2 separate regions of the Homo sapiens genome follow, and region 2 is linked to region 1. A link is a loop called in an ENCODE intact Hi-C map of the cell type or tissue named here. Cell type or tissue: CD4-positive, alpha-beta T cell. All regions are shown on one strand.

Region 1 (2,500 bases):
TTTGGACTGGGCACGGTGGCTCACGCCTGTAATCCCAGCACCTTGGGAGGCCAAGGCAGGCGGATCACCTGAAGTCAGGAATTCAAGACTAGCCTGGCCAACATGGTGAAACCCTGTTTCTACAAAAATACAAATAATAGCCAGGTATGATGGTGGGTGCCTGTAGTCCGTGCTACTCAGGAGGCTGAGGTGGGAGAATAGCTTGAACCCAGGAGGTGGAGGTTGCAGTGAGCTGAGATGGCGCCATTGCACTCCAGCCTGGGCAACAGAGCAAGACTCTGTCTCAAAAAAAAAAAAAGAAAGAAAACCATGTGCTGCGCGTGGTGGCTCACGCCTGTGATCCCAGCACTTTGGGAGGCTGAGGCAGGCAGATCACCTGAAGTCAGGAGTTCAAGACCAGCCTGCCCAACATAGTGAAACCCAGTCTCTACTAAAAATACAAAAACTAGCTGGGTGTGGTCATGCAGGCATGTAATCCCAGCTACTCAGGAGGCTGAGGCAGGAGAATCACTTGAACCCGGGAGGCAGAGGTGGCAATGAGCCGAAATTGTACCACTGCCCTCCACCCTGTGTGACAGAGTGAGACTCTGTCTCAAGAGAAAAGAAAACCGTTTTTAAATGTATCAGTTTAAATACTGTCTCCTGTCCTGAGACAGCCACTATTTGTGGTTTTGTCTAGGCTTTTACAATTCTTTCTGTGCTTATAAACTATGTACATGGCCAGGCACAGTGACTAGTGACTCCTTCCTGTAATCCCAGCACAATGGGATGTGTGCACATCTAAACGTCAGTGTCTTGTAAATGGTACATGTGGTTTCTCTTTGCAGTGTTATTATTAAAATCTGTCTCAGTTGCACGTGAAGTGTACACCTTGCTGTGCATTACATCACATGATTTACCACATAAGGAGTGGGGTGTAGGAAGGGGCCCCTGTTTTCAGGGTGAGATGAATGTCAACCGAGCCATGCTTCTGTTTTCCAGGATGTGTACTCTGGCACACCCACCAAGGTGAGACACATGGACAGTCAAGTGGAGGATGAGTTTGATTTGGAAGCTTGTTTAACTGAACCCTTGAGAGACTTCTCAGCCATGAGCTAACTGCCCCCTGGCGGCCAGGAAGAGAAACAGCTCCTCCCCGACTAGGTGGAAGGCTGGCCAGGCACCAAGCATGTGTGTGCACTTGTACCTGGTGGTTTCTCTGTTAGCAGTCCATTAGCTCATGCTGAATTATTTTTGCCTTACTTTCTTAAGAAACATTAATTTTATGTATAGTGAGTATATTTTGCATGTTTTAAATTGTAAATGGAGCTAAGTCCAAGAAAGTACTTGAAGCTCTCTTCCAGCGAGCTTAATTGCGTAATCCCTGTTGTCCTCCAGGGTAAGCTGACACGTCTACATAACTGGTTTTCCACAGGCATCTTCAGTTATTGCTTGTCAGGTGGACTGTTTTGGATTTAACCATGTAATCCATGGGACCAATTGAGAGTCAGCTACTTTTATAGGCATCAAAGTATTCTCAGACACCTTTAATATCTTTATGGAAACTTAATTTTTGGCCTTTTATCAATATGTCATAACAGCATTCTGAAGTCAGACATTGTTAAATTGAGCTATTAAACTAATGAGTTTTATGTAAGTTATATGGTCTTAATTTGGTACTTGTAAATAGCACTAGTTAGACTCTTTAGAATACTCCAAGAGTTAGGGCAGCAGAGTGGAGCGATTTAGAAAGAACATTTTAAAACAATCAGTTAATTTACCATGTAAAATTGCTGTAAATGATAATGTGTACAGATTTTCTGTTCAAATATTCAATTGTAAACTTCTTGTTAAGACTGTTACGTTTCTATTGCTTTTGTATGGGATATTGCAAAAATAAAAAGGAAAGAACCCTCTTTCACTGACTGGGGCTGTTGCCAGGTGGGCCAGCTGCCGTGAGAGCTGACATGTTTGGAGGGTCAGAATTGTGTCTGCCTTTCTTGTGTCTGAAGCAAGTGGCACTCAGTGAGTGGCGCTGGGTAAAGGGCCTTCTTTATTTTTTTAATTTTATTTTTTGAGAGTTTCGCTCTTGTTGCCCAGGCTGGAGTGCAATGGTGCAATCATGGCCCACTACAACCTCTGTCTCCCGGGTTCAAGCGATTCTTCTGCCTCAGCCTCCCAAGTAGCTGAAATTACAGGTATGTGCCACCACACGCAGCTAATTTTGTATTTTTAGTAGAGACAGGATTTCTCCATGCTGGTCAGGCTGGTCTCGATCTCCCGACCTCAAGTGATCTGCCTGCCTCGGCCTCCCAACGTGCTGGGATTACAGGTTTGAGCCACTGCGTGTGGCCGGGGGCCTTCTTTAATAGGTGTCACATGTCACATTTGGTCTGATGCTTATTCATCAGCACTGGCATGACAGCCTTCCCTGTCTCTTGGGAGAGACCCTGCAGCAGGATAATCATCAGTCTGAGGGTGCCCTGCTCCCACTGCCTTCACCCTTGGACCGTGGTTGCTG
Region 2 (2,500 bases), 120 kb before region 1:
CTGTCCACGTGGCTGCAGGGGCTGGGCCTTGGGGCGCGTGTGGCTGTGAGGCCAGTTCCAGAAGGAGCCTCACCATCCCTGGGGGTTTGAGTGCTGGGCCGCCCTCCATGGGTTCAGCCCTTGGCTTCACGCTTCCTGCTCTGCAGGATGGGCCTGCAGGGTCAGGAGACCCACGTCCCCAGGTCCTGTGACAGCGTGAGCTGCTCATGGAACAGTGTGGGACGTTCTCCAGGCCAGTGGCCCTGCCACCTGGTCATGCTCTCCCTGCTCTGGGGACCTCAGTGACTTCTTGGGAGTCCTGGGGTTAGGGGCTGGGACCCTCGCCGAGGTGTCACCCAGGAGGGCCAGCTCTTCTGAAAGACTCCTCAGGCCGCTGAGGGGAAAGAGCACCGAGTACTGCCCTAGGGAGTCCTGGATGAGGCAGGGCCTTCAGCCTGCAGTCCAGCCCACAGGCAGGGCCCAGACGCCCTGAGGGATGTGTGATGGCCTGGGGCCATGGAGAGCAGCCCCCAGCCCGGACCTCTGGGTGCCTACCTGCCTCAGCGTGGCCTGGCTGCAGGAGTGCGTGGATGGTTCCAGCGCCAGGATAGCAGTGTGGTGTCTTGGCTCCCGACCCTTCTCAGTGGACAGAAGCCATCCCTTAGGTGCTCTGCCCACACTGGGACCAGGCCCTGTGGGCACCTCACAGGCTTCTCTGCGGCCCTGGCTGCTGGTTTGTTCACACTGAGAGTCCTCCCTCGGGGCCTCCCTTGACCCCTAGGCCCTAATTAATCAGAGGAAATGATGGACCCACAGCTGGGGTGGGAGGTGCTCCCTCATGGGGACAGCAGCCCAAAGAGCTGTGAACAAACCAGGTGCCCTTGGTGACCCCAGGAGCCACCAGTTGTGTCCTGGAAGCTGGGCCTCCCATGAGACATGTCCCCCTCAGCCATCAGCAGACAGCAAGGGCGGGGACCCTGCCAGCCTAGAGCACACCCAACCACTAGAGGGCACCCTGATGGCGGAGGTTCAGTTGTGCTGACAGCTGGGGTCTCTCATGGGCTCACCTTATGGGACAGGGGGAGGCAGCCAGGGAGCCCCTGGTGGGGCAGCTTCAGGGACTGTGCCCTGCCATCTGGGGTCGCTAAGGAAGCACGCTGAGGAGGAGGGGGCTGGCCCACCAGCACCTTCATGGGCCACTGTTCTCCCGGTGGCCCAGCCCTTTGGTCCCCAGCACCCATTCAGGATCCCACTGTGCCCACCAGAGGTCCACCAGAGCCCTGACAGGAGAGGGGCCTTGGGTTTGTAGCAGGGACACTGCCCAGCCAGCGCTAGGGGGCGCTCCCGGCCCGCGCTTCGAGCCCCATGCTCTGCCTGCCTTGGTGTGGATGCTGGCACTGCCTGCCTGTTGGCCTGGTCCCCCCACTGCCCTGCAGGCCTCAGCCTTCAGGCCCATGTGGGCCTCCCCATCCTGCCACTGTCACCAGGCGTCCCATGGCCAGGCCTGCCTCTGGGGCCCAGCATAGGGTTTCTGGGCAAGTGGGGGCATTAGGGATGCAGAGTCCCTTGTAAGGCCACTTCCACCAGGCCTGCGCCCACACGTGCTTCCCTGAATGGGGTTGAGTTAAACCCTTGCCTGCCCAGGAAACGGGCCAGCAGTACCCCCTGACCTGAAAGGTGAGTTTGTAGCCAGAGCATTTTAGAAGCTAGAGTTCATGCAGCTCATGGTTGGGAAACCCTGCTCTTGAGCCAGCAGAGGGGAGGAGAGCAGAGGGAGGACGGCAGAGGGGACAGCAGAGGTAGGGAGAGCAGAGGGGATGGGGGGAGGAGAGCAGGAGGAGGACGACAGAGGTGGGGACAGCAGAGATGGGAAAAACGGGAGGACAAGAGAGGGAGGATAGCAGAAGGGAGGACAGCAAAGAGGGTGGTGGGGAGTCAGGAGAGACGGCACACCTCCTCCAGGAAGCCTTCCCAGACTTGCTCTCACCATGTTGTCCTCCCACCCTGCTAGGGCTATGAACTTGGGCAAGGGCCTGGTTCCATCTCTGGGTTCTCAGCACCTCATCTGCCCAAAGGTGCTTTATCACTGTAGGGGACCCTGATGGAGCCCAAGGCAGTGGGGGCACTGGTTGCCCGGCCTGGGAGGGCAGAGAGCTGATCTGGAGGAGAGTGACCGCCTGTGTAGCCCCCAGGGCCCCATGAGGGCTTTGCTTGCTTTTGGCTCCATAGAGGGATGCCCAGAAAGCTCCCCAGCTGACTGGGAAGGCGGATGCCAGGAGTGGGGTGATGAGAGAAGGTCTGCCTCAGAGCTAGTGAGAAAGGACCCTCCCCACCACCACCACCACCTCAGGAACCCACAAGCTGGGAGCAGCCAGGGCAGTGCACCCCCAGGCACCCTGCTCCCTTCCGCCAGGCCCCTCCCATAAACATTCCTTGCTCTTGGGGCTCCCAGCCCACCAGTGACTTTCGGTGCTGCTGCCAGCATCCATCCCGCGCAACTGGGACCACCTGGCAAAGTGAC

What was found. Peaks named below come from ENCODE experiments on the same cell type or tissue, not always from the same donor. Only the 100,000 strongest peaks of a DNase experiment are listed, where the experiment ranks them.
Region 2: it touches region 1 in a loop (13-fold over the local background); 7 of 110 quality-filtered maps call a loop at or near these places.

Annotation. Positions count from the first base shown.
Region 1 is chr4:1,692,195-1,694,694 of GRCh38, reverse strand. SLBP (stem-loop histone mRNA binding protein) reads left to right here. Exons shown (of 8, transcript NM_006527.4): 8 at 982-1,964. The coding sequence ends at 1,098. Among named protein-coding and RNA genes, the nearest start is that of FAM53A, 9.1 kb to the right of the region's middle. In CD4-positive, alpha-beta T cell, CTCF peaks have their summits at 899 and 1,111 (motif pointing left); a DNase peak (open chromatin) is centred at 1,104; H3K27ac peaks cover 251 bases.
Region 2 is chr4:1,808,916-1,811,415 of GRCh38, reverse strand. No RefSeq gene overlaps it. Among named protein-coding and RNA genes, the nearest start is that of FGFR3, 17 kb to the right of the region's middle. In CD4-positive, alpha-beta T cell, CTCF peaks have their summits at 1,008 (motif pointing right) and 1,272 (motif pointing right); DNase peaks (open chromatin) are centred at 995 and 1,315.